6 separate regions of the Homo sapiens genome follow, and all the other regions are linked to region 1. A link is a loop called in an ENCODE intact Hi-C map of the cell type or tissue named here. Cell type or tissue: Caco-2. All regions are shown on one strand. Region 1 holds the start of LINC02394 (long intergenic non-protein coding RNA 2394). Region 2 has its middle 86 kb from the start of LINC02394. Region 3 overlaps LOC107987178 (a long non-coding RNA gene). Region 4 has its middle 120 kb from the start of LINC02882. Region 5 has its middle 90 kb from the start of LINC02394. Region 6 has its middle 73 kb from the start of LINC02882.

Region 1 (5,000 bases):
ATAATGTAGTGTGTATTTTAAGATATCTAGAAGAGGCCACAACAAAGGAATGATAAATATTTAAAGTGAAGGATATGTTAATTAACTTGATCTGATCTTTATAAAATACATACATTCACTAAAATGTCACGCTACATCCCATAAATATGTGCAATTACTATGTGTTAATTCTAAATTAAAAAATTAATTTCTTAACAAGAAAAATAAATGAAGTAAATTTTTTTCTAGAGTCCTCTTTTTCTGCTTCTCACACTATGCCTGACATAGACATCTTATTCTCTGCAACTCCTGCCAGACATAAGACTTGATAGGGAAAGACTCTTGCTCAGCCCTCTTCAACTCTTTTTCCCCCTAATCTTGTTCACAGAAATTTTGTCCAGGGGAAGATACTGTATGATCAGCAGGGAATCAAGTTCAACAGAGGAATAAGAGAAGAATCTTTATACATTAAAAAGAAAAAAAAACTCACTATGTTTTAAAGAATAACAAAAGATAAATGTGATAATGATATAAATTCCTAAACTAAATCACATGTGCTTTTTAGTTGAATTTACATATAAATTTTGTGCCTCCAAAAAGATATTATCCCTGTATGAGTATGTGTCTTGTATTAGGTTGGTGCAAAAGTAATTGCGACTTTTGCCATTAAGAGTAATGACAAAAACCACAATTACATTTGGACCAACCTAATATTTTATTTTTATGTATCCTTCACTATACTTAATACAATGCAAAGTAGTCAATATGTAAACTGCTGAGTAATTGCTTAACCAAACTCTTATGTGTCAGAATTAATTAATCAAAACACCAAATGTACTTCTGAGACTTGATGACATTGTTGTTAATGAGCATTTGATGAGGAATAGAGTAGTGACAGTGTCTTCTAAATCATTTATGCAACTATCTTCATTATAAACTCTTTGTATATAGATTAATAGACTGTTCTTCATATGTCTTAAAAAAGTTTTGTGAAATTCACTTAAAAAATTTTAAGTAGAGATGCAAGTTTTAAGAAGCCATATTTGCTCACATTTGTTAAAAATGCTTAGGCAGTAGGGTTTTTGTTAATTGGAAAAAGAGAGCTAACACCTCATAATATAAAGTAAAATAGCAATTTAAAAAGTATAATAATTGTGATGTAATAACTTACGACTTTTGTTCAGGCTTCTGGATAACATATAAAGTAGAAATGTATTTGACCTTATGTTGTCACACATAAATGCACTTTTAATTTAGATAATATCATCCTTCTAAAACAGACTTTTTCCATAGCCACTCAGTTGAATAAAATGATATTTAAAAAAATTTAATAGCACTAACTGAAGGTCAGTGGTTCCTCATAGATACAAATGTTAAGCAAAGCTTTGTGATTGTTTTTTCCCTCTGGTGATGGTGCTAGGGCAAATAAGTTCCAAATTAGTAAATGTGCAATTTGCATTTTGAAATAACTCAATAGTACTTGTTGCATTATATAAAATTTATAATGATTAATTTTTAGAAATTTTCTTCAAAATATACTGAAACTACTAAAAGTAAAATATAATAGAAAGCAAGCATAGAATGTGTCATACAAGAGAATAATAAAAATCAGGTTATTTTCCCTGTCTCTATGCCAGTTCAATAATAGTAAAATTTAAAAAAAAATAGCTGTAGTTAAATACATATTTTGTGGGAGGAATTCTCACTAGAATTTCATTTCTTTCTTTCCATAGTACCATTAAACTACTAGACTATTTAGAGTAGTATTAAAAAATGAAGTCATTTCTTACTTTTAAAAGATGTTAGTGAGAAAGATAAAAATTTAATATGGTAAAATGAGTAACAGATGATTATTAAAAAGAAAAATTGAAATGGAAAATCCTAGAACAATCAGTAGAGTCATTCAATGAGAGTTAGTGTGCATATTTTTCTGTCTATTTTATTTCAATTTTTAATTCAATTTTTCTTTAAGTTTGTTTTAAAATCATTTGCTTCTGGAGATGCTACTCGTGAAAGATGTTTCTTCTACCAAAAATATTTGTTAAAGTATAAATGATATGTTTTTTATAGTTAAAATAAGAAGACAATCAAAAGTCTAATTTTATAAATCACATCGTTATGATCATACACAGATTTTTTTCTTTATTTTTTAATGCTTAAAGAGGGGAAGAATAATGAGAACAACTAACAACTCACAGAGAATACACTTGATAGATCAGGTACAATTTACCACATAGTGAGTGAGATCCAGAATTGTTAAAGTCTAGTTGCTCAATTAGGATGGAAGCAGGCCTCTGTAGAAAGTTAAGTTTAATTGAGGTTTGAGGCATGCTTTTATAGGAAAGGTTGTGGAGAGGGATGGTTTGACCAATACTACAGAGATCCTTGACGGCGTGACGTGTGCTGTCCCTAGACACTAGAGGGCGGTGCCGGTGTTGGCCGGAGATTAGCTCAAAGGCTAACGGGATGTGGCCCAGCCACAGCCTAAGCTCTTGGTCTTCTGAGAAGCAGCTGACAGAGGATAGCCCTGCCATGGCTTAAGCTTTCAAACTGCCTGTAAAATCTTGGGTTCTTATGAATTTTGGAGTCCAGTAGTTGAAGGTCAATAACTCACATACGGAGCCTGATAAGGTATGATGTAACATTCTCAAGGAGGGCGGAATTACACTCCAAATTTTTATCACAGCAAAACATATGTCACTCAAGTAGCAAACTATGTAAAAGTTTGGAATCATTTCAAATTTACATCACATTATATCTCTTCTAGAGATACAAGTCAGATTAATATGAGATCGTGAATTAAAAATTTGTTAAATATTTTTATTAGTAATATGTTAGATACACAGAACCAATTTAACATCTTTAAGGAAAGCCCTGTTAATTCAATTAAATACACTTAGGAAAAAATATGTATCTTAAGGAAAGCTTTTATAATATTAACCTGATAAAGTTTAAAAAATATTTAAACAGTTCATATCCAGGTTTAATATTTAGCAAAACATCAGTATTCTTTCAATGAGAAACAACTTTTACATTCAGTTTGTAAAGAATCAGTTTTTAACAAGCTGTCTTGGTCACCTGAATTAGTATTCTTTTATCAATGAATATATGTTTCAAAAATTTTATTACATGTAACACGCTAGTGGAAATATTAACGAATACAGCTTTTTTAACCACTTGCAATTTTTTTAGGATATTCAAAATTGAATTATTATGTAATAATGTATAAAGTTTTTAACATTAAGCATACTAATTTTCCAAGTGCTTTCCAAATAAAAAAAAGAATGCATTTATTTTGCTACAGCAGGAAGCAAAAAGGCTTGTGTTGCAGCATTCTTAGTTTTAACAATTTTTATTTTATTTCAACAAAGGTTTTTTTCCCAAGCATAAAGTAAAAATAGATACAGATAGATTGATAAAGATGATAATAGATAGATAGGTGATAGATAGATAGATGTAATATAACAAATGCTCAATTACTCATCAACCCAACTTAACAGTTTCTAAATTATTTCCTTAAATATTTTTTCCAAGTAGATGAGTGTGAACAGATATCTCTATTTTTAAAATGGCATTGAGGGTTCTTTGGTAAATCATTTTGGTTACATGTTTTGTAAATAACCTTTTTTAGCCTTTGTCTATTTGCTAATAATATATGATTTTCAAGTTTGATATATTAAAATGATATATGCTAATGCTAATTATATAATGTTATGTGTTTAATGAATGTTTTTAAATTTTTTGCTTAACTTTTCATTTTTTATCTGTATAGAATACACAATTATAACACAAATTTATTGTTTGTTATATATTATGCTTTCTGCATCTTGTAAATATTTCATATTTTTGTCATAAAAGTTTTAAATTTTGTAATTTTGCCTATCTAATCAGCTATTAATTTACGTTTATACTACGAGGTAGGAATCCTTCTATTTTTATTTTTTCAAAGGGGTATTTCTTGGGAGAAGCAGTCACTTGCACAGTCTTTCCTGTCCAATTGTATAAGAGTGTGCTTTGGGTTGGGAATATATCCTTACAAAGAAATTAAGAGCCTTCATAGCTTGTGCTTCGCCCATCTCTGTTTGGGAATTTCTTTATCTGTTCCAAATTTGTGTACCTTTTTGTTCTACTTAAGTGTGTGCATCAACTCCCGTACTATATGGGTTTCCATAGGGAGGGAATGGATGTCCTTTATCCGAATCACAAGAGGAATGTGTGCAGACCATCCCCTTGCATTGGCTGAGAGCCTGAAGCTCATTATTGAAGCTAACCTTTTCTGTTTCTACTCTATGTGAGCAAAACTTTGTTCCTTCCAATGCCAGTGTGAATTGTGTTTCCCTTGGCCAACCCAACACCTGAAAACCATGGAAGGGAGGCTGACTTCCTGAGACTACTGCTCCCGGCTATCAGCATTGTTATGCTATTTGACATCCTCTATGTGGTGAGACTCTTAACCTTGAGTTGGTAATAAGTATCACTTGCTCGGTAATATTTATTGATTCAAATTCTGTTTAGTGAATCAGTTATCTCTTCTTTGATTGAACTATTTCCAATATTGTCTAATAATATTCCAATAAGAGGTATAAAGAAACTTTATGCCTATATCTAGACTTTCCACTCTGCTCCATTGCTTTATCTGTTTATTTTGCAATGTAACAGCCATAATTGCTATAATTTTTAATTGTACTGATATTTTGTAGAATGAATTCCCTTATCTTAAGCTTTAAATCTAGTCTAAGGTAGACATGGAGATATTGGGACAGAAGAGATGTTGACTAACTTTATTTATTTTTACTATTTCTGCCTCTTGCTGGGCCTGTTGCTAGTATAAATGGAGTTTATAAACAAATTCCAAAATGTACCTTCTGTGATCATATTTATTACAAAATAGGCCCTTTAAAAACAAATTTCAATAATATAATTTTTCTGTGAAATAAGGCATTTCTGCCACATGTTGCAAAGGCTTGATACACAATCTTACTTGGAAGCACTGGACCTTACTCTTTCTTGTATTCTCTCGC
Region 2 (5,000 bases), 86 kb before region 1:
TTGAGCCCAGGAGTTCAAGGCTGCAGTGAGCTATGATAGATGGCACCACCACACTCCAGCCTGGGCAAAAGAACAAGATCCTATCTTTAAAATAATTAAAAAATAGCATTTGACTTTCATGTTTTATACACCAAGATTTATAGTAGGCCTGGATGACAGAGAAAACCTTATCTCTAAATAAAAAGAATGAGTTTGTAGTTTGTAATATCACTTAAATGAGTAGACCTATACAAAAGGAAAAGAGGATGTGTATAATCATTTAATAAAAATATTGAAGCTATTTATTTGAAAAATATAAAAATTAGAGTAGTTATAAGTTATATAATTGGAGTAGTTATAAGTTATATAAGATGAAATATGAAAGATGCATGAGGTTTCTATGAGATTGTGAAATGCCTGTCAAAAACCTTAACTTCGACACTATTTTCTTCATTGTTCAGTCCAGAAAGGAAAAATGGATTTCCTCCTGGATACTTAGGAGAAAAATTGCTTTAAGAAAATATATCCTGGATATAATTTTGACAAATTGATTCTCTAAGCGATAAATCTTTGTTATTTAAAATACTAGCATGCCTCAACAAAGTTGAAGTAGGTCAGAATAACATCAATTTCTTGTATTTCTTAATACATAATACTTTCCAATTAATACATATTTTCACCTACAATATTTTATTCTTATGGCAATCATGTGCTATATTAAAATTGCGATTTTATAGGTCACTTTTATTGCCTAACATTACATGGACAATAGAGAGCACAGTCTAGACCTGAATCCATATTAACTAGCTTATTTTGCACTTCATCACAATTAACACAATTAACTAAAAGCTAATTGAAGCCTGAACATCCACAGTTTGGGAACTGGACAATGAGTATGTGTGTGTGTGTGTGTGTGTGTGTGTGTGTGTACACACACACATATATATACACATATATATATACACATACACATATGTATACATATGTATATATACACACATACACATATGTATACATACGTATATATACACACAGACACATATGTATACATATGTATATATACACATATGTATACATATGTATATATACACACAGACACATATGTATACATATGTATATATACACATATGTATTTATATGAACTTTGATGCATACGATTATAGAGTGATCATGAATAGTTTTCTTCTTTGCAGCCCCATATGACCTTCCTCTTATAATAATTCCTATATATGTTATCTTACATGGCTAATTCTGTTCTCAAGTGGAGGGCAGAGCAGGGACTACTAACCTACATGTTGATATGGAGGATCAACATGCTTCCAAGCACCTGTTTACATTTTCATTCTCTACTCCACTTCCTTTCCCATATATAAATTTATTTAGATGAAAATAAAACTATTTTATAGTAAGAGATAAGTCTTTACAATTCTGGTAGACTACAACAGCTTTGGTTGTCTTGTTTGCCATATGGAAATTATGTTCCTAGAGCACATTTTTAATTCCTGAGTCCTTTACTTAAAATCTTTATCATCTCAATTGTCTATTAAATAAGATCTATCACATTATTTAGAGGTCCTCAAAAAGCAAATAGCAATGTAACAGCAAATGGGGACTTTTTAGTCACTCCCTTCCATTTCCTCCTGTTGCTTTGACCATGGTTTTCCCTCTGTATGACACATCCAACTGCATGTTATGTCATATGTGTTCCATGAACCATCTCTCCACTCGTATCACCTTCTCTGACCTACTTTTAGATTTTTTTTTATAATACTTATCACCTAATGTGACAAATACATTTTCACATGTAACTGCCTTGGGATCATGAATAATTGTCCTTATGCATTTATTACTCTCTGCCAGTTAAGGATTTATTGGCTCTCACTTCTAAATTCAAAATTTTTGCTTGCTCTATAAACATGAATCTTTGTACTTTAAATATTTTTGCTTTACAAGCTGAAAATGATGTTGAGATTTATCAGTAGAGGGTGCTGGAGAGACATTGCAGAAGGAAAGAGTTTTGCCTTCTCATTCCAGTGTCCTCTCCTAGCAGCCTCCTACAGTATATACAGTTTCTCTCGCACCTGGCAGGTGCAGTGCTTGCAGCTTCTCCAGTTCCCATCTGCTGCAGTACATAAAAGCCAGCAGCACTCAAGGGCCAACAGCTTCTACCTCACATCCTCTTCTGGAGTGGTTTTGGAGTAGAATGTTTCCAGTGTGATACCTTCTAGGAAATAACTTTCCCCTCTATCCTAGTGGGTTGATACGGGCAAGCTCAAGATAATAGCTTCAGCAAGTTTTGCATTATCTGCCACTCATTTCTTTGCCATTAACTTAGCCATAGCTGTGTCCTCCCATATGGTCTGTATTTTCTTGGGTGCTCTATTTTAGCCATAGAAACAGTGGCTATTCTTTTATATACTCTATCAATATTCTTTAGTGTTTCTCTACTTCTTACAAGGCTATGCCTCATTACTTCAACTCCTTTGTATAGCTAATATTTCTTCACAATAAACTTTTCTTGTTCAAATTACTGGGTGGTTTCTCTGTCATGATTGGACTCAGACTGATGTGATCCCTTAACCATCAATATTCTAAGAATACTTGCTGATTACATTGATTTTACTTAATTCATAATACAGTATAAATGATTCAACTCAAGGCTCTTCTCATAGAGTTCATTTAGGTGAAAGTGACTAAGGAAAATAAAATTACTGAATATTTTCCACTGGTGGACAGGGGTTGTAAGGGGGACAGCACATAAATAACAGAATATGTGTAACATGAGAGTCTCTCAAATTAAAATGACAAATTTAACAATGTTTACTCTGGTAGCTCTTTCAAAGATGATAATTCTTACTTATGGTAGCGAATGGGTAATTTCTACTTATTTGTCAGGTGAATATGTACTTTTTATCCAGTTAACCATTACAATATTCCTGACCATTAAAGATATTGTCAAGGTAGGATTTTGATCAGATGAGAAGTTTTATATATATATTTGAAATTTAAAATTTAAAATCTCAAATCAAATTTAACTCTTCAGTAAAAATTTGACTTAATTTTTTACACATGCTGTTGGTGCATTATTAATTCTGGCTGAATGTGCCGTAATTCATCATGAAAGAATTACTTGGAGACATAAAAAATGCATTAAAGAGCAGCTGCTATATTGCTGAAAGCAATGCATCAGGGCACACACATGTTAGTATGAAATATAGAACTGATTAATTGTATATTCTTGTTATAGTAATTTCATAATGTTATGATAATTGCCATCAATTCAAGAGCAGACTGTGGGATTTCCTTTATGCAATAAACTTTTCAATATAAGCAAACAATAATTAAGTTATTAACAGATATTTCATTTATTGCAGTTTGGGAAATCTCAAATTATAAGTAATATATTAAAGTTACCAATACTAGTAAAAGCCCAAGTCCACCTCTCACGATTTAAGTAAATTATGTGAAAATAATTGAAGGACCAAAGGTTTCGATATTTTAAATATCTTAATATTTGAATCATTTTACTTTTAAAATTTTATTATATCTACATAACTGTTATTACATATAATTAATTCTCATTTTGCAGATTGTACTTTCATGGTACTGCTCAAATGCTGTCTCTAATGATAAAAAATGATGGCTATGTGAATAATGAATGTAACTGAAGGCAATTCTGTGAAATATTCTTGACCATCCTGTATTTACTGGATAATTTTTTAAGTGAAAATTTGAAGAATGAGAAAAAAACTCATGATAAAGTAAAACAGCATGAACTTTCTTATTACTCAATATTTAACAAATATGTGTCTGTTTCTTACTTTGTTCCAGGTACCATGCCAGGATTATGTGGTAATAAAAATAAAAATTGCTCCCTAATTCAAATAACTTTAAGTCAAACAGATTACAATATAGAAACTTATGTTACCCATGAATTTACTGGAGATACTACTAATTAAAATCCTCAATTTGTTTAGTAAATTACCTATAGATTAATATTTTATTAGCATTTAGTTTAATTAACTATTTTAGATGCTGGCAAAATATGATTCCACTTAACTAGCCAAACTAAAATGTAAGGAGAGACTCATTATCCTTATCTGATAAAAAAAAATTATGTTTATGTTAGCCAAGGTAATTAATAACTGGAAGATAGCTCACAAGTTAAATTTAAGAGCTAAGGATTATATTTAGATATTTAGTTATTCCGACATTACACCAATGGTCCTTTTACTGGGTAAAATTTACTGGGTAGTTACACTACCTCAATTCTCTTTAAATTTTCAGGCATGATTCCTGTAATTGTTTCTCTCTCTTGATTTCATATAACTTCTAGTAGAGTATGAAACAATAAAAATTTTGAGATTTTGGTTCAAAGTTTAATCATTCATTATTTTTTAGAACAGTGTTATTTTTCTTCCTTCTTTTCTTTGATTCAATAAATACTAATTAATATTTAACCTTTTACCCATTACTCATGCCCTCTTTAACAATAATAACATCAAATTTGCACCCTGAGATGGGATGGGGTGATTCACGTGTCAAAGGAAAACTGAAAATTTTGAGCCATGGATACCTTTACCTAGGTTTTGAAGGATGGAGCTGCCTGGAGACTGAAGCATGAGATCCAGGAAGAGGGCTGCTACAAAAGTGGAAGCACTGCAGAAAAACCACAGTCGGGTAATGCTTAGTGGAACCGTGGGGGTGGGGCCACCCTCAGAACTCCACACTGATGGAGCCACTTGGAAGCAACTCCATCCATTTTAGGAGGACTGAAGGCAATTGACTCCAACCTATGAAAGTGTGGCACGGGCTGAGACCAGCAACGTCATGGGTGTGGGGCTGCCTAGAGTCATGGGGACCCAATCCCTACTCCAGCATGTCCAAAAGGTGAGACACTTAGTCAAAGATTATTCTAGAGTCTTAATAGTTATTTTTTTCCCCTATTAAGTTTTAGACTTACTTGGAACCTACTATTCCTGTCAGCTTTTATATTTCTCCCTTTTGGAATGAAAAGGTCT
Region 3 (5,000 bases), 290 kb after region 1:
AATCCCCAAAAAGGAGGCATTGAACAAACATACTTCAAAATAATAAAAGCTATCTATGACAAACTCACATCCAACATCATTCTGAACAGGCAAAATTTGAAATCATTCCCCTAAGAACCAGAACAAGATAAGAATACCTACTTTCACCACTCCCATTCAACCTGGTACTGGAAGTCCCAGCTAGAGCAATCAGGCAAGAGAAAGAAACAGAAAGTATTTAGATTGGAAAAGAGAAATTCAAATTATCTTTATTCATTGATGATATCATCTTATACCTAGAAAACTCTAAAGATTCCTCAAAAAGAATATTGCATTTAATAAATGACTTCAGCAAAGTTTCAGCATACAAAACCAACGTACAAAAATCCATAGCATTTCTATACACCAATAATGATCAAGCTGTGAAAAAAATCAAGAACTCAATCCCATTTACAATAGCTACAAAAAAAAACCTAGGAATACATTTAACCAAGGAGATGAAAGATCTCTACAAGGAGAGCTATAAAACACTGATTAAAGAAATCAGAGATGACACAAACAAATGGAAAAACACCCCATGCTCATGAATTGGAAAAGTTAACATCATCAAAAGGACCATACTACCAAAAGTAATCCTCAAATTCAATGCCACTCCTATCAAATTATCAATGTCGTTTTTCACAGAATTAGAAACAAACAACCCTAAAAATTCAAATGGAACCAAAAAACAGCCTGAATAGCCAAAACAATCCTAAACAAAAGGAACAAAGCTGGAGGCATCACATTATCTGACTTCAAATTATATTGCAAGGCTATAGTAAACAAAAGAGCATGATACTGGTATACAAATAGATATATAGATCAACAGAACAGAATAGAGAAGTCAGAAATAAAGCCACATGCCTGCAAGCAACTGATCTTTGGCAAAGTTGACAAAAACATACACTGGAGAAAGGACATCCTATTCAATAAACAGTGCTGGGAAAACTGGCAAGCTGTATGTAGAAGAATAAAACTGGAACCCCTATCTCTCACCATATACAAAAATTAACTCAAGATGAATTAAAGACTTAAATGTAAGACATAAAGCTATAAAAATCCTAAAAGGAAGCCTAGCAAAATTAGACTTGAAATACTAAGAGCTGATTTTGAAATACTGAGAGATACGTTTTATGTTATAAAATACAAAGAAGGAAAAATGTAGCAAAATGATTTTCAAGCCCAAAAGAAAATAACGATTTATCTGGGTGAGTGGTCCGTGGACAAGCAGCATCAGCATCACCTGGAAAGTTGTTAGAAACTCAAGTTATCAGGCTCCACCCAGGACCTCCTGAATCACAAACTCTGGCGGTGGAGCTCTGCAATCTATGATTGAAGACATTTTCTGGCCAGGTGCAGAGGCTCACGCCTGTAATCCAGCTATTTATGAGGCTGAGGGAAGGAGTGTTTCAGCCCAGGAGTTTGAGACCAGCCTGGAAAACATAGTGAGACCCCATCTCAAAGAAAAAAAAAAAAAAACACACACAACAAAAAATACTTTCCAGCACAGCACACTGTAGATTATCAGTTGTTCACCATCGTGATCTCTTGGCCATCTGGGAGCTTTGGCTCACTGGCTGCCCAGAACTAGAAGGGAGTATTGTATCATACAACATATTTTCAGCTTGGGAATATATCACAATTCAAAATTTGAAGTACAGTTTCTACTGAATGCATATTGTTTTCTCACCATTGTAAAATTAAACAATCGTAAGCTGAACCATGGTAAGTCAGAGACCATCTGTAGTTGATTTACCTTGAACGAATAATATTTTGAAAATGGGGGCTTATGAGTTAACTTGTTTTCATTTGTAGAAAAGCAATGGCAGTTTTCTTTTTTTTTCTGTTCCAGTCTGTAACTGTTCATTTTGAACATGGTACCATTAAATTATGGAAGATTTTTAAGGACGGAAAGGGTCCCATGATTATACTGTTAATATTTTTAACTTGAAAGATACGGCTATGCATTGATTTTAAGAATTTCAGTAACTGACATTTGATAGGTATAAACTGTGCTTCAAGTATTATGCTTGGCCCTTCTCCCTTGCTATGTCATTAATATGCCTGACAACTCTATGGTACATATTATTTTATATATCAGAAAAGTATTTTAAAAATTACCAGAGGTCACATTACAGTAAGATGCAAACACAGATGTTTAATATCAAAACCTTATATCTTGAAATCTATGCTATGCAAGAGTGGCAATAATTGATACCTGAAGAATGTAAATAATATTGACTAAATGCTAAATAGAACATCTGACATAAATTATATATATTAGGTAGTCAATAAATACATGTTAAATGAATGGATAAATACCACTCAATTTATATGTACTCACCTGTGTATTTGATTAAGAACTTTACTCACCCACCTTATCTAAATCACACTGCCCTTTTCCCCACATCTCTTTATCCTGATTCATATTCCTTCTTCACACTTACCACCACCAGACTTTTATAACTGTTTGTAAACTCACTTGGTATTTGTCTTTCACACTCATGTGCAAGCTCCATGAGAGCAGGGTGGTCTCTCTAGCCTACTGCTGTATCCTTAGTGTATAGTATGTAGTGGAGGTTTAATAAAAATCTCAATAAAATACTTATAAATGAATGAGCAAGTTTTCTTGCAATTTTCAATAACAAATATTTGTGAATGCATATTCGCCTCCAGCTAATCCCTTTTCCTTCTATTACATAGACATTGAATACTAAGAAAACATTCCATAATCTTATTCATGGGTCTTAAGGGGACAGTTTCAAAATGTTTACCAGTATATGAATATAGATTCTAACTGTTGAATATCCCCCTCCCCTGCAGACAGCAGACAGTCACACTGATTGTTTTTTGACAGTTTTGAAGCTAATAAAGTGCCACAGCAATGTAAGCTTTCAGAATGGCAGTTGTATGAGTTTCTAGAGAAAGGGGAAAAGTAAAACAGTCAGAGCCAGAGACCAGGTTAAAACAGAAGAGTGATTGGGGATGGGAATCACAATATCACCTCTGCCTTTCAAAGATTTATACTACCCTCTTGTGGTAGAGGTAATCCTGAACTCCACTGAGCCACTGTGGAGTGGTCCCTCACACCAGCTGCTTATCATGGTTAACCCAGCAGAGCACACCAAGTTCCTAGGCCGGGAGCCAATTGCAACAAAAACACAACTCAGAACAAGAGCACAAAATGAAAGGTTTTAGGACAGCAATTTAACACTCAGCAATTCCCAGGAACCTTTTATTTCAGCAGGCTGGGAAGAATTTTGGTTCTTATTTGTTTTCACCTAGCAAAGACATCTGTTGGCACCCAGAGCTGCAGAAAGTGTCTGCCAAATCCATGATAGTCTTGGCCAGTTTTCAAGGATGTGCTGTACAGTACATTAAACATTATCCTACAGGAAAGCAACCTGTGACCACCCAGATCTCTGTACTAAAGACCCAGCCAAAACGTAAAGATTTCTTGATTGGCTGACAGATCATCTTGAGTTGATTTACCACTTCAGCTCTAAGAGCAAATGTAACAGCTGCAAGAAATCTCTGTTTTGCTCACTCAGCTTGCAGAAAACACATTTTAGTTTGAGAACATTTCCTTCCTTCCTTCCTTTTCTTCCTTCCTTTTCTTCCTTCCTTCCCTCCTTTTCCTTCCTCCTTCCTTCCTTCCTTCCTTCCTTCCTCCCTCCCTCCCTCCCTTCCTTTTTTCCCCTCTCTTCTTTTGTTCATATATATATATATATATTTTGCTGGCTTTTGCTGAATATGTAAGTGACTCTGTTCTTTCATTATTTTGCTTTAATTTAATCATGTCTTTTCTTGGCTTCTCATCAGCTTTGTTTTATAGTCTGGGTTCCCTCAAACAAGCCAGAAAAGGAAGGGAATTAGAAAAAGGCATAACATTTTTTCAAGTATGCTTGTCTTAGAAATATTTAAAAAGTAATACCATACTTTTAAAATCTCTAAACATAGACTCGGAGGTAAGACATGCTTATCTTAAAAAGTAGTCATTTACTTGCCTTTCTTATGTTGGGTACATGCAAGAAACTAACTTAATTGCAGTATGGACGCTTTCATTTCCTCAACCGTGAATACAGCAAACTATGAAAAGAAGGGAGCATCAGAAAGGAAAAGAAATAGCAAACCAAAGGCTATTGCCACAACAGTGTAAGAAACTGGCCAGAGCTTGAAAGTAAAATAGCCAAACATGGAGGATTTGCCACTTTCTCACTAGCTTCTTTGTCATACTGGGGAAACAATAAAACATCTTTTCATAAGAATGTTGCCCACATGTGCTAAAAAAATATGCTACTAGTCTAAATGAATTTTGTAGGCCCTTGATATCCTATTTTGTATTTTGTATTGAATATTATTTTTAGAGTGCAGAAAGAGCATGTATATGGTCACAGAGCATCAAGACTAAATTCTGAAAGATAATCAGGACCTGAGACAAACAGAATGAGAGGCAGAATGTCTAAAATTGTGAAAATATAACTCGTAAAATGTGTTTTCAAGTTAGAAGAAATATTTCCTCTAAACAAAGTTAAGTTATCCTAACTGGTATTATCATTTCCCAGTGACCACTTTTTAAAGATTTTGAAGAAAAATAACACATAGTTTCAGATCCATTTATTTAATAAAAGTAACATTGGCAAGTGGGCACAATTAATTTATATTATATGCAAAGTATCTCAGTTTTAATGAATGATTTTATGTAAATGAATAGACAGCCTATTATTTCATATAATGTTATCAATGGATTGGAGTGTTGCTTTGTTAATGCACTTACCTGACCAGGATATTCTAGTATAAGGAAATCTTTCATGATAACCAAAGGTAGAGAACTCATCATTCCTGAATCTAAGGAATAACTAAATTCTCCAATTACTATATCAGAGTACTGTCAGAAAAAGAAAAGCTCATTAGTTCAGCATAACTACCTGATTATCTCCACACAGTACAATCTTATTTTTTATGCAAAAATGGGTTGCATT
Region 4 (5,000 bases), 390 kb after region 1:
CTATAAATGTTAAATGATATGGGAGAGAAAGAGATCATACCATGGTAAGGTGATTACATATAAAAAGGAATTATTAACTATAAATTTCAGTAAACATTGAACATACATTTATTATGGTTTTCCTGGCACACATAAAGCAAGTAATCACTCAGAGAAGTTCTTAGTTGATAATTTGATGTAAACATTTGACATCTGTTGTTTCCAGCCTTTCATTTAATTCAAAAATTTGAATTTCAAGTGTATATATTGAAATTATTCCTTAAGAAAATGCAATGAGACTTACCAAATTAGTAACAGAAATTGCCTATACATCTAGAAACATACTCTGATAAAGATGTTTACTAGTTACCCAGTCAGTGATATATATTATCAAATCCCTCCAGAGCCCATAAATATGCAAACCAACGTTCAGCAAGCTACCATTATTTGAAGAACACACAGAGCTATGAAGGCCTAAAAAGTTAAAGGAGGACATAGTCTCTGTTTTCCAATAACCATTGTCCATGGATATTTTCAGGACTAGAGATAAAAGTTTAGTTCTGTATCAATTTAGTGTGAGGAACAAAACACTTATTCACATGAGTTCTGTTATATTAAAGTTAAAAGGGCTTTGCATGGCTCAATACTAGTTCAAATGAAAGAAAAGACACATCCTTAACATCTCTGTGAAGATAGTTTGACAAAAACTTGTGTGTTAGTCCATTCTTCCATAGCTATAAAGAAATACCTGAGGCTGGGTACTTTATAAAGAAAAGAGGTTGAACTGCCTCACAGTTCTGCAGGCTGTACAGGAGGCATGGTGCTGGCATCTGATTCTGATGAGAACTCAGGAAGCTTACAATCATGGCGGAAGCCAAAGGGGGAGCCAATGTGTCACATGGCGAGAGGCAGGAGGAAAGAGGGGAGGGAGGTTCCACATACTTCTAAACAACCTGCTCTCATGTGAACTCAGGATGAGAATTCACTTACCACCAAGAGGATGCCACTAGACCATTCATTAGGGATCTACCCCCATGATCCAAACACCTCCCAAGGCCTCACCTCCAACTCTGGAGATTACAGTTCAACATGAGATTTGGAAGGAACAAAAATCTAAACCTTATCAACTTGTAAGAAGCATCTTCACGTGATAGCTAAGACCATAGACTCTCTAGCCATGTGGGCTCAGCTTGGAATCCTGTCCCTGTCCCTGTCCCTTGTAAATTATATGGCATTAGGGAAATCAAATAAATTCAGTCCCAGTTTTCTCGTTAGCACAATAAAGAAAATAGAGGATTGAATGAGATCATATGTTGAAAACATAGCAAATATTCAACTACATTGGTTATCAGTAAGGTAACCAATATTTGTGGAACACCTGCTATGTACAGGCATTTTGCTATGACTAATAAATGTATGGTGACAAATTTTCTGTATATAAGCAATATACAGACAGTAGTTTTACTGCTGAAGAAACTTAACTCTGTAAAATAAGAAACACAAGCTGCCATATTTGCAGTGAATTATAAACCCGTGCTAAACACGGTACACACAAGTCAATATTATGGACTTTTAAATAAAATATTACCAAATGAATTAGATATTGTTTCAATATTAAATGTAAAATATAGAAATTATAAATATTACTTCCAGTTAGTCTGAGAAATTTGGATATTTTTATGTATTTTTGATATTTGTACATCAAATTAGGACTTATAATTGAAAGTGTTATTAGTGAAGAAATTCCTGAAAACTTCCTTCTTATCCATATTAGTCTGTCCTATGTTTTTGATTGTTTGTTTCCTTGAGGCCAAGGATTTGTGTTTTGTTTGTCCGTGTATACTCCAGTGTGTCCAGCACAATGCTCTTATCTGCTTTATCTCTGAAAGTGGAGGTTAGGTGAGGTAAATTGAATTGCTGTAAACTGAAAGCTTCTTTCAGCACTGCTTCTTCCTATAGCATCCTGGAGGTAGCTGGAGCTGAATGTCTCAGATAGCTATTTTTCATTATGATATTAAAATGACTGCTAGATTGGCACAAAGAAATGAATGTGTCTTGACACATTAGGGAATTAGGGAATTCCCTAATTAATGTGATTTGCCAAGGCTCACACTGTTAAAGTCAAGATGTCCATCTAAGATTTCTGGCTCAATTCCAGAGCATTCAGTTTCATAGCCTGCTGTTTTCTCTGTATGAATAATTATGATTTTTAATTGAAGTGCACATCAGCTTTTATGTACTGGTTTGGCCACTGACATGTCAGGTGTATGATAACTCTTCACATGAACCTGACTTCTTCACCTCATAAATTATGTTCCAAGATGAAATTTAAAAGACTTTTCTTGACTGCCACCTTGTGGTAGATTTTTCAAAGTAAAAAAATTTAGTCGAAGAAATATATGTACAGGTTTCCAACAATGTTAAAAAGAGAGAATTAAACTGCCAGTAATTTATGTATAAATAGAAGAAAGTTTTACAGTGAGGTTAACAAAAATCTTTAAAAATCTTCCCTGATTTAAAATAAGCATTTAAAAGAAACATCTCTTTTTTCTTTATTATTCGAAACATTAAATGGGAAAAAAACAGAAAAAATATTGCCTCATCTATGTAAAATATATATGATATCATCAAATTAATCCAAAACCTTTCCCTGATTCACTGGCTACTTTCTAAAAACTTTAAAATTAGATTTAGTTGTTGAATAATTATCAATTTAACAAGAAATTACATGTATTATAAGAAAAGTTACCCTATATAATCAACTTTTAAAAGTATGTATTTATAATTAACTACATGATACATAGTTTATTAACTATTTTATTACTTTTAAATTGAAATTATCAGTTGACAAAAATATAATTTTCTTAGAGCACTTGCAATACGTATGTACTTGTTTTTTCTTGTCTGGATGACCATGGGTAATCTGCTCCCTGTGAATATATCTAGTATGTGTCTAAAACTAAATTAATTACTTGACTGAGAAAAGGCTCTGAGTGTCCTCAGAAGAAATCAGATCATTCGATTAGGACTTATAATTGAAAGACCAAGATAATTGCTACAATCCAATAACACAGAGTGAAAGAGGAAAGATGGTTAACCACAAGGCCATCAATCATACTGATGGAAGGACGTTGGCAAATGATTGCTAATGCTTCCAATTCATAAACCAGGTAAACTATTCAAAGGTAAAGTTAAGCAGTATTTGGTTGTAAGAACTCTACTATCTAATGTATTAATTAACTATTTTCATAGACTACCTGTAAAGAGTGTCAGGATGAGAGTTGCTGGTTTTATAGAACAACTTCAGAAATCCTGCCGCAAACCTGATTTCACATTTGAAGAGTGGTTAAAGTCAACATAAGACTGAATGGGGCACCACTGAGAGTTAGACAGTCCACTAAACCTCATCATATACAGCGATTCCCAAAAAAGGCAAAGGCACACTTGGGAGCTTTGACATCGGGACCAAAGGCAGAGCTGGTTTCATTTTCTATTGGTCAAGAAAATAGCCCTTGTTGTAATTCAAGCTCTCTAAATGGAAATTATAATTATTTGTCCTTCAGCTAGAAAACATCCTACATATAATGCAGATCTCTTACTGCAAAAAAAAAAAATTAATTTGAGGTCAAAAATCCCTAAGGAGAAACAGTCAAAAAGGTCAGCCTGAGGTAATTTACTCCCAATCCAATTCTATTTCAATAACTCCACGATGGGTATATTCTTATGAATGCTCACAGGTATTCCCTTTTATCATTAATTCTGGGTATTATATTTTATACCTGCTACCAAATTAGATAGCTTTTCATTACATTGCTTTTAAAATCATTTGCCATGGTGTGGTCTTTTTTCTAAGAAAACAATGCAAAGCTAACACAAGAAGAAACCCTCATTTGAATGACCACTATTTTTTTTTTTACTATTATTGAACATGTGTCTTTCATTAGGTCTGGTCCAACTATCTCAAAGTTTATGCTTTAATGACTTTATGAAATCACTATGGAAAACACTTATGCCTTTGAGGTGGTCCCACTTTCTTAATGAGAGGAATATATTTAAATTGTCTGAGAGCTTTGTTTGCTCTCCTAGCTTGCTGCCATAGGATATGTGAGACTAGAAACTCTATCAAAAATTGTCTTAATTTACTTGCTAACATTCACTCTCTTGCTAGGAATAATTTTGATTAGTAAGAAAAGTGCTTCCTCATTGACTCTTTCACTGGCAAATAATACATTGCATTTGTGTCTTTCTTTACTGAGCCTAGGAGCCTTTAGATTCATTATCCAATTAATCCTCCTAACATTGCTGTAAAGTGAGAATAAGGAGTAAATTCCCATTCTACATGTAGGGAGATTAAATGACTTATACTATGTCACCGAGCCAGTAAAAAGCAGAGTTAAGAAAACTGCTTAAGGCTTGCTTTTATTGCAATATTAGGTCATTATTTCTCATATTACAAGAACTTCTTCAGAGATAACTGGTACTAGGAGTTGAGAACTGAACAGGTTTCCTCATATTTAATTGTAACAGTGTTCTCTGAAATGGCCTTTTGAAATTATAGCTGAGAATATAAATGCATTTATATTGGTGAAACATACTGTATTGTGTCCTAATAATATACTGAAGAAAATTACATTTGTTTTTTTTTTTGGTTATATAAGCTAGTTAGTATTCATTAATAAGCGATAATATTAAGATTCATTAATAAGTGAATATGGAGCTCAGTGCAGCTTTTCTTTTTCCCTTTCATTTATTATTAACAAACTCATTTAAGCTGCCCCCTTTATCCTATGAGGATTATGCAGCTCAATATCACATTTATTTGATTATTTTAATCATGCATTTTTAAAGAGATTTTGATATTTATACAGAATTAATTCAAGAAGCAGCATTATTTTATTTCTATTATTTTTACTTTTAAATAAAATTTAATTCAACCTGTAAAAAAGGTAAAATAATAAATATTTAATATCGTGCATGCTTCTTCATTTCTCACCTTTCCTTGCTGTATAAGAAAACTAAGA
Region 5 (5,000 bases), 90 kb after region 1:
AAAGAGCACCCAAATAGAAAGGGAGGAAGTCAAGCTATCCCGGTTTGCAGATGACATGACCCTATATTTAGAAAATCCTATAGTCTCAGCCCAAAAGGTCCTTAAGCTGATAAACAACTAAAACAAAGTCTCAGGATAAAAAATTAACGTGCAAAAATTATTGGCACTCCTATAAACCAACAGTCAAACTGAAGGAATGCAATCCCATTCACAATTGCCACACAAAAAATAAAATACCTCATATATTAGAGTTTTTTAGAGAAAGAGAACTAACATATATACATAGAGAGAGAGTTTATTAAGGAGTATTCAACTCACATGATCACAAGGTCAAACAATAGGTCATCCGCAAGCTGAGGAGCAAGGAAACCAGTCTGAGTCCCAAAGCTGAAGAACTTGAAGTCCAATGTTTGAGGGCAGGAAGCATCCAGCACAGGGGAAAATATGTAGCCTGGAAGGCTAAGCCAGTCTAGTTTTTTCACGTTCTTCTGCCTGCTTTATATTCTAGCCTTGCTGGCAGCTGATTATGCCCACCCAGATTAAGGGTGGGTCTGCCTTTCCTAGCCCACTGACTCAAATGTTAATCTCCTTTGGCAACACCCTCACAGACACACCCAGTATCAATACTGTGCATCCTTCAATCCAATTAAGTTGACACGCAGCCTTAATCATCACAAGTCGACCCCTTGTCAACTTGAACCCATACACATCTCCTGAGATCGGACATAATCTTCAAATAAAGACAATAATAAGGTCAAAATTATGCCTAATGTAATACAACTATCCTTTGTACAACTGGAAATGCACCAATCCCCAAGCCAAATGCTATTACATAGAGTTAATAACACTTAAATGCTGATATGAAGTCAATAAATCTTATGTCACATGATGAAGGAAAAAGGAAATACAATGAGGTATTTTCTTAGTACAAGTGTATACATGCACAAACATGTTTTTAACAAAAGAAGGAGGAAATACTCATGACAATTACAGTCCCCGTTTCTGCATTTGGTCATGTGGTCATAGCTAGTATTGATGACTACCTTCCTCTACTACCCCTTCTGTATTCCCTTTTTCTTCAGCAAGCACCTCAGCAGGTTGTGGGTTTTTTTCCTGGTAGAGTGACCTAAACCTTCATTCCTGAAGGGCCTGGGTCATTTATAGCCCTGCCTGGACTGAGCTGTTGCAGTTCCCCATTGACCTTAACCACAGGGCATGGCAATACTAAGAGACACCCCAAGGGATCTACTGTATTCCATGCATAGTCTTCCATACCTTTATTGTGGAATCATAGACTGATTTCATCTTGATAGTGTGGTCAATCACCCCAACCAACACCGTAACTCCCTTCTTAGCCTGTTGACTTAAGGGTAGGAGAAGCCCAAAGGGTAAAAGTTATTTTCCTTCAGCACTTTAAACATGTCATGTCACTCTCTACTGACCTGTAAGGTTTCCACTGGAAAGTCTGCTTTTATTTGTTTCTTTCCTCTTGCTGCTTTTAGAATTCTTTCTTTAATCTTGACCTTTGGGAGTTTTATTATTACATGCCTTGAGGTAGTCTTCTTTGGGTTAAATCGGCTTGGTGTTCTATAACCTTCTTGTACTTAGATTTAGATCTTTCTCTTCTTTCCTTTGTCTCCTCTGACTGTATTTTCAAATAGCCTGTCTTTAAGCTCACTAATTCTTCCCTCTCCTTGAGTAATTCTGCTATTAAGGGACCCTGCTGTATCCTTCAGTATGTCAATTGCATTTTTCAACTCTAGAATTTATTATTCTTTTTAATTATTTAAGTTTATTTGTTACATTTATCTGATAGGACTTTGAATCACTTCTCTGTGTTATCTTAAATTTCTTTGAGTTTCTTCAAAATAGCCATTTTGAGTTCTCTGTCTGAGAAGTCACATATCTCTGTCTCTCTGAGATTGGTCCCTGGTGCCTTATTTAGTTCATTTGGTGAGGTGATGTTTTCCTGGATGATCTTGATGCTTGTGGATATTTGTTGATATCCGGGCATTGTAAAGTTAGGTCTGTATTGTAGTCTTCACAGTCTGGGCATGTTTATGCCTGTCGTTGGTATGGCTTTCCAGGTATTTGAAGAGACTTAGATGTTGTGATGTAAGTTTTTGGTCACTGCAGCTGTACCTGCATTAGGGGGCGCCCCAAGCCCAGTAACACTTTGGCTCATGCAGACTCATATAGGTATGGTCTTAATGGTCTCGGACAAGTTCCAGAAGAACACTCTGGATTACCAGGCAAAGACCCTTTTTCCCTTTCCTTACTCTCTCCCAAACAAAAGAGTCTCTCTCTCTCTCTCTCTCTCTGTCTGCTGAGGTGCCCAGAGCTCTGGGAGGTGTGACACAAGCACCCGTGTGGCTATCACACTTGGAACTGTACTGCATCAGACCTGAAGCCAGCACAGCACTGGGTCTCACCCAAGGCTCACTATAACCAATACCTAGCTACCTCCTAGGAGTGCTTAAGGCCCCAGGGCTCTACCGTCTACAGATGGCAAAGCTAGCTCGACTTGTGTCCTTCCCTTCATGGCAGTAAGTTCCCTCAGTCCCTGGATGAGACCAAAGATTTCACCCAGGAGCCGGGGCCTGGAGTCAGAAATCTTAGAAATCTACATCTTTTCCACTTCTGCTGAGCTGGCACCCAGAGGAGAACAAGTTTTTCCCACTCTTTCTTCCCCTTGCCTCAGGCAGAGGAGTCTCTTCCCATGTCAACCATTACCACAGGCCCACAGTGGGTACTGCCAGGCAACCACCAGTGCTCACAGTGTTCACTTAAGGCCCAAGGGCTTCTCAGTCAGCTTATGGTGAATGCTGTCCAGCCTGGAACTCGCCCTTTAGAGCAGTGGGCTCCCCTCTAGCCCAGAGTAGGTCCAGAAATCACATCAAAGAACCAAGGCCTGGAATTTGGGACCCCAAGTGCCCACCTGGCACTCTATCCACGTGGCTGAGCTGGTGCCTAAGCTGCAAAGACAAAGTCACCTTTACTCTTCCCTTTGCTTTTCTCAAGCAAAAGGAATTTTTGCTTATAGCCACCACAGATGTGAATGTGCTGGGTCACTCCTGAAGCCATCACATCTAAGATTCATACCTAAGGCCTATGATATGTACTACCTGGCTACTGCTGCTGATTATTCAGAGTCTGAAGGGAAGGACACAAGTCGAGCTCACTTTGCCATCTGTAGACGGTAGAGCCCTGGGGCCTTAAGCGCTCCTAGGAGGTAGCTAGGTATTGGTTATAGTGAGCCTTGGGTGAGACTCAGTGCTGTGCTGGCTTCAGGTCTGAAGCAGCACAGTTCCAAGTGTGGTAGCCACACGGGTGCTTGTGTCATACCTCCCAGAGCTCCGGGCAGCTCAGCAGACAGAGAGAGAGAGAGAGAGAGAGAGACTCTTTTGTATGGGAGAGAGTAAGGAAAGGGAAAAAGAGTCTTTGCCTGGTAATCCAGAGTATTCTTCCGGAGCTTAGACTTCAGTCAGCAAGTGATGAATCCTGCCAGGACTGGATTTCCCTTCAAGGCAGTGGGTTCCCTTCTGGCTCAGGGTGTATCTAGAAATGTTGTATAGTAGCTATGGCCTAGAATGGGGGCCTCATGACTCTGCCTGGTGCCCTATCCTACTGTGGCTGAGCTGGTATCCAAGTTGCAAGATAAAGTCCTCTTTACTCTCCCATCTCCTCTCCTCAAGCAAAGGGAAGAGGTCTCTTTCAGAGATGCAAGCAGTGCTGCCTGGTGTTGGCGATGGAGCAGATGGCAAAGCTAGCTAGGCTCATGTCCTTCCCTTATAGGCAGCGAGCACTGATTTAGTCACCGTGGCTTGTGTCTTACTAGACTGTGTGCCTCCCAAGGCCACTGACTTAGAGCCCAGTACAGCAATAGGACTTGCATAAAAATTGCTGTCCTTGTGTCCTAGACTGCTGTTCAAGTTTATTTAGGACCTCAATGCACTTTAGCCCTTGGTGGTAAGGCTTGCTGAAACTCAGGTTCCAGCCACTGGGATGGGCAGTTCTTCTCTGGTTTGTCTAAATGCTCCCTCTGTGGGCATCAGTGGAGCTCTGCTCAGTGTTGGCAGCACTGTGTTCCAATGCAAAGCGCCATAATTGCTGTGCTCTCCCTCCACCAAGTGTACAGATTATCTCTTCAAGACAGGTGACTGCTGCTGAGGAATGGAAGATGGATGGCATCAGAATTCAAGACTCTTTTACCCAACCTCTTTAGTTCCTCTTTCAGCAATATGAAGTTAAAATCAGATACTGTGATCACTCACCTGCTTTTTTTAATTCCTATGAAGGTGCGTTTTTGTGTAGATAGCTGTTAAATTGGTGTTCCTGTGGGGAGGATGATTGGAGAACCCTTCCATTCAGGTATCTTGCTCTACCTCTACCTCTCTCTAAGATACATTTTTTTTGTATTCAACATATAATTGGTTTTATTCTTTTCATTCATTTTGACGATGTCTTCATTGGTGTACTTAGACAAGTAATATTTAAGTTGACTAATTATATATTATAATTAATACCTACCATGTTTATAATCTTTCTAAATTTTGCATTTCCTTTGTTTCTCTCCCTTCCATCTATTTCTGTTCTTTCTGGTTTTAATTGATTGTTTTATGTGATTTGATACTAGCTGATGTCTGAGGATACACATTACACTTAGAATGTATCGAATTCCTTTATACATCCCTTGTGATATTGTTGTCAGTCATTTCATTTATCCATGTGCTATAATCACCAAATACATTGTTACTATTATTACATTAAACAAGCAATTATCTTCAAGATAATAAGAGACATATAAGATTTTTTATTCTTAAAAAAAACTCCATTTATTCCTTCTCTTACACTCTTCCTTTCCTTAGACCCAAGAAAATAGCAGTTCCCTTCTGCTCAAATAATTTTGTTTATTATTTCCTGTGGGAGGTATGGCATGGTGGCAATAAATTCCTTCAATTTTTGTTTAGAAAATAAAGAAATCTTTATTATTTATTTTG
Region 6 (5,000 bases), 340 kb after region 1:
TTGTGTCATCTATGATTTCTTTCAACAGTGTTTTGTAGTTTTCCTGTAGAGGTGTTTCACCTTCTTGGTTAGGTATATTCCTAATTACTTTACTTTTTTACAGCTTTGTAAAAGGGATTAAGTTCTTAATTTGATTCTCAGCTTGGTCTCTGTGGTATAGTAGTGCTACTCATTTATTTATATTAATTTTGTATCCTGAAACTTTCACAATACAAACTCTTAGAAAACTAGGTATAGAAAGAAATCTCCTCAACTTTATAGACAGTATCTACATAAAACCTACAGCTAACATTGTACTTAATAGTGAGAAACTGGATGTCTTCCCTCTAAGTTCAGGGCAAAGGAAAACATTTCCTTTCAACCAGTCCTTTTCATCATTTTACCGGAAGTCCTAGTTAGTGCAATAATACGAAAAAAGTAAGTATAGTTATACAGATTATAAGTGAAGAAGTAAAACTCTCTCTACTCATAGATGACATGATTGTATATGTAGAAAATCACAAGAAAATCCTATAGGTAATATGCAGTTACAGCAAAGTTAATATACAAAACAAACAAAGAACTAAGGTTAACATACAAAAGCCAATGACTTTCTTATATAGCAGCAATTAACAATTGGAATTTGAATTTAAAAAAGCAATATCATATATAATAACCAAAAAAATGAAATACTAACACAGAAACTTAACAAAATATGTAAATAACATATATACAAAAACTACAAAACACTTATGAAAGAGATCAAAGAAGATCTAAATGAATGGAGAGAAAAGTTCATGTTCAAGGATTAGAAGACTCAGCTTTTTTTTTTTTTTCCTTCAAGATGGCTAACTAGAGACACTGGACACCAGTTCTCCTCAGAAAGAAGGACCAAAATTACATATAGATAATCACATCTTGAATAGGCTATCAAGGAGGGTTTACTAGAACCCAATAGAGAACTCCTGGGAAAACAACAACAACAAAAAAAAACTGAGGCACAGAAAAGGAAGAAAGCAAGAGGCCAACGTGGCTAGCATAGATCAGCTGGGAGTCACAAGGGACTTGGTGTTGTGTGGAAAAGGTAAGTGGAAATACTTTTACTCCCCTCATTCCTGTGGCAGACTGCCAGTATTTAAACTGTGGGAGAACTCCTCTGCACTTGCAAGCCCTGACATCATTGAAGGTAATGATTTGGAGATTTCTCGAGAACATTACACCAGACTATGAATTCAGGCTGCGTCACTTGCCTTCCCCTGACACTCAAGTGACTGTGGTGTGTTGCCATTGTCAGGGCACAGCCACTGGGGGACTGTATCTTTCCCTGGGAACCTCAGCTCTTGTGCTCCACATCTTGGGAGTTCTTGCAGGTATTCCTCAGCACCTACTCAGACAGCAGCAGCAGTACAGTGCTAGCTGGACCCAAGATAACTGCAGGGTTCCCAGGGATCTAGCCCTCAGGGAGTACTACTCCTAAGGGAAAGTAAAGTGTAGCATACAACAGGGAAAGCCCCTGGGACAAAGGAAACCAAAGCACATGCCTTCTAGGGTCTACCAGCTCACTACATGGGGCTGTGATTGGCAACTCCATCCGCCAGAGACACAAATTCTGTGCTGGACTCTGTAAGCAAGAAGCAAAATCCCATCCCACTGGCCGAGTCACCTCGGTGCCCTAACCCATGCATAGAGGGGAGGACTTCTCCCTCTCCACTCATCACGGCAAAGGCTGCCATTTCTCCTTCCATGGGAAGTTGACACAGGCAAACTAGAAGGCAGGCTGCCTGGGAATGTGAAGGGTGGCTGAGTGTCCACCGGCAGCATGAACTCCTGACCCCAGCTTGCCCAAAATGTAGGGTCCTTCCCCATCTCTGCATGAAGTTGTAGCTTTCCTGCCATGGAGACCAGGAGAGCTGTAGAGCTGTATTTGGTGTTGTTGGGAGAGACTTTACACTGTGCTCCAGACCACACAGAAGTTTAGTGGTGAGCCATGGAGCAGGCATCTCCTATGGCTCCATGCCACATTGCAATTTGGAAGTAAACAGCAGTGTTTAACCAAGCTGAATATCCCAAGCACCAGGATGGGCATATGACAGATAAACAGATCACATTCCTGCCTGCCAAGGCCACAGCACTGAGATAGTCCCATCCTTCTCTCCCAACCCCTTTTCAGGGACCTCAGCACATTTCATAAAGGTCCCAATGACTTCCCTGCTACCCCCATCGGGGTTGGTGCTTGAACGTGCTATTAGTGGACCCAAGGGCAGCAGGCTTGTTCGATCCAGCTCCATTTAGCTTCATCCTTTCTCCCAGGCTGTGTTCTGGGAACAAGCCCATTGTCTGAGGCCCTGGAGTGCTTCCCTCCATAAGTGAAGATCAGGCATAAACCATGCTGCTGCCACCGGCAGTCAGTTCTTATCTGTGAGTGCCACCTACTGGCCTGGAGGTTGACCTGAACAACCCAGTACAAACTCTTTTGACACAAGTATTAAACGTAATGGCAAAAGTTGGCATTCTGATACAATCTAACTTCAAGACTTACTATGAGGCTACAATAATCAAGAAAATGTGGCATTGGGGTAAGAATATAAACACAGATCGAGAGAACAGGATAAAGCCCCAAAATACATGTAAACAAATATGGTCAATTTATCTTTGACAAAGAAGCAAAAGCAATTCAATTGAGAAATTACAGTCTTTACAAGAAATCACGCTGAAGCAAATTGGATGCCCATTGCATAGTTTGTTTGTATTGCTATAAAAGAATACCTGATCCTGGGTAATAATATAAAGAAAAGTGGTTTCTTTGGCTCATGGTTCTGCAGGGTGTGCATGAAGCATAGTGCCAGTGTCTCCTTCTGGTGAGGGCCTTAGGAAACTTACAACTATGGAAGAAGGCAAAGGGGAACGAGAGTGTCACATGGAGAGAGAGGGGATAAGAAGAGAGAACAGAGAAAGTGCTAGGCTCCTTTAAACAACCAGCTCTCATGTGAACCGATAGAGTGTGAACTCACTCATTACCATGAGGAGAGCACTAAGCCGTTCATGAGGGATTTGCCCCCATGATCAAAACACCTCCAACCAGGCCCCGCCTCTAACACTGGGGATCACATTTCAGCATGAGATTTTGGAGGGGACAAACATTTAAACTATATCATCTATATGTAAAAGATGAACTTAAGCATCTTACACTTTTCATTAAAATTAACTCAAAATTGATAATAGAGCTAAATGTAAAATACAAATTATAAAATTTCTTGAAGAAAACAAAAAAGTGTGCATGACCTGGGTTTGATTATGGGTTTTTAAATACAACATTAACAGGACAATCCACAAATTTAGCTATCAAAATTATAAACTTTTGCTCTGCTAATGACACTATTGAAGGAATGGAAAGATAAGCCACAAACTGCAAGAAAGTATTTGCAAAACACATATCTGATGACGGACTTGTATCTAAAATATATAATGGACTTTTAAAACTCAACAGGAAAGTGAACAGCCCAATTAAAGATGGGCAAAATATCTGAATATCAGACACCTGACAAGATGATACACAGATACCTTAAGTAAATAAAAAGATGTACAATAATATTTGTTATTAGAGAATTGCAAATTAAAATGACAATGAGATATACTATTACATACTAACTAGGGCGGCTAAAATCCTAAAATATAAATAAAACAAAATAAACAAAAAAAGCAAACCTGACAATGCCAACTGTTGGGACATTTTGAAGACAGTTTGGCAATTTCTTCCAAAGCTAAATATATTTTTACCAAAGGTCTAGCAATCATGCTGCTAAGTGTTTACCTAACTGATTTAAAAAAGTCCACAAAAATTAACTTTTTATAGCATTATAAATGTTTATAGCATTTATAGCATTGATAATCACCAAAAGGTAGAGGCAACAAGGATGTTTCAATAGATAAATAGATAAATAAGCTGCAACATATTTATAAAATGGAGTCTATTCAGTGGTAAAAAAGAGATGAGCCATTAAGTCACAAAAACACATAGATAAATCTTAAATGCCTATTGCTGATTGGAAGAAGGCACTTTAAAATAGCTACATATTATATGATTGCAATGTATATAACATTCTGAAAAAGGCAAAACTATGTGAAGACAGAAAACAAATAAGTTTTCCAGGGTTTTAGGAAGGCAGTTGTTCAGTTGGTAAAACACAGGGGCTTTCTTTTTTTTTTATGAAGGTGAAACTTTTATATACAATACTGTAATGTTGAGTACTGGACTGATACTATGACATTGAGGACTAGACACTAAGCACTTGGCAAAGTCTACATAAGCTTATAATATGAAAAATTACCTTAATGTATGCAAGTTTTATCAAATATAATTTAGGAGATCAGGAGATTCCAGCATAGAATTCAGAAAATGACAAAGAATATAAATGAATTACAAATGCATAAAATAAACTTGTTCAAGGGTTAGGGTAATAAGGTGATAACCCAAATAACTGTTGAAATGACTGGAATTCGTAAGAATAACAGCAAAAAGTAACTACATAATCGCTCCAGTTGATAAAGTAGCATCTACAAGGGTAAAGTTAATTAATCATTCTTAAACCGCTATACGTAAACAGTATAACTGAACAATTACATAAGGTTGATGGCAAATGTTGGTAGCTGGAATTCCTACAGTTAGATTTGGAGATTTTAAATAAGCAAGAGAAGGAGGCAAGAATGATCTATGTGATAACATGTTAAGATTTGGAGGCATTGGAGTAAACTCATGTTTAGATTAATATCCATACAGATGGTTAAATATTAAAAACATGGAGATACAAATTTTTAAATACATGGGATAGTATTCAGGTGTATATCTCCTTGTGGTAAAGCTAGAACCAATGGGCGTCCCGTAGCAACAAGGAAACCTGACACTCAGATCTTGGTTTCTAATATTATTATTCAGTAAAAGGGACCAGAACCAGACCCCCTGGAGAAATATCTGTTTATAGGACTGACTCAGGTTAGATACAAGGTAAGCCTGGAACATCCTG

What was found. Peaks named below come from ENCODE experiments on the same cell type or tissue, not always from the same donor. Only the 100,000 strongest peaks of a DNase experiment are listed, where the experiment ranks them.
Region 2: a loop joins it to region 1, with 3 times the contacts of the local background. A loop is called at or near these places in 2 of 110 quality-filtered maps.
Region 3: a loop joins it to region 1, with 8 times the contacts of the local background. A loop is called at or near these places in 11 of 110 quality-filtered maps.
Region 4: a loop joins it to region 1, with 11 times the contacts of the local background. A loop is called at or near these places in 19 of 110 quality-filtered maps.
Region 5: it touches region 1 in a loop (7-fold over the local background); 4 of 110 quality-filtered maps call a loop at or near these places.
Region 6: a loop joins it to region 1, with 18 times the contacts of the local background. A loop is called at or near these places in 6 of 110 quality-filtered maps.

The regions. Positions count from the first base shown.
Region 1 is chr12:74,019,634-74,024,633 of GRCh38, forward strand. It overlaps LINC02394 (long intergenic non-protein coding RNA 2394), which reads left to right and starts at 2,447. Exons shown (of 3, transcript NR_187487.1): 1 at 2,447-2,610. In Caco-2, a CTCF peak has its summit at 2,375 (motif pointing right); a DNase peak (open chromatin) is centred at 2,428.
Region 2 is chr12:73,933,975-73,938,974 of GRCh38, forward strand. No RefSeq gene overlaps it. Among named protein-coding and RNA genes, the nearest start is that of LINC02394, 86 kb to the right of the region's middle. In Caco-2, a CTCF peak has its summit at 1,971 (motif pointing right); no DNase peak of the experiment used is centred here.
Region 3 is chr12:74,314,127-74,319,126 of GRCh38, forward strand. All of the region lies in intron 2 of LOC107987178 (a long non-coding RNA gene), which reads right to left. Among named protein-coding and RNA genes, the nearest start is that of LINC02882, 24 kb to the left of the region's middle. In Caco-2, a CTCF peak has its summit at 3,093 (motif pointing left); no DNase peak of the experiment used is centred here.
Region 4 is chr12:74,410,495-74,415,494 of GRCh38, forward strand. No RefSeq gene overlaps it. Among named protein-coding and RNA genes, the nearest start is that of LINC02882, 120 kb to the left of the region's middle. In Caco-2, a CTCF peak has its summit at 2,222; no DNase peak of the experiment used is centred here.
Region 5 is chr12:74,109,751-74,114,750 of GRCh38, forward strand. No RefSeq gene overlaps it. Among named protein-coding and RNA genes, the nearest start is that of LINC02394, 90 kb to the left of the region's middle. In Caco-2, a CTCF peak has its summit at 2,143 (motif pointing right); a DNase peak (open chromatin) is centred at 2,161.
Region 6 is chr12:74,363,395-74,368,394 of GRCh38, forward strand. No RefSeq gene overlaps it. Among named protein-coding and RNA genes, the nearest start is that of LINC02882, 73 kb to the left of the region's middle. In Caco-2, a CTCF peak has its summit at 2,401 (motif pointing left); a DNase peak (open chromatin) is centred at 2,377.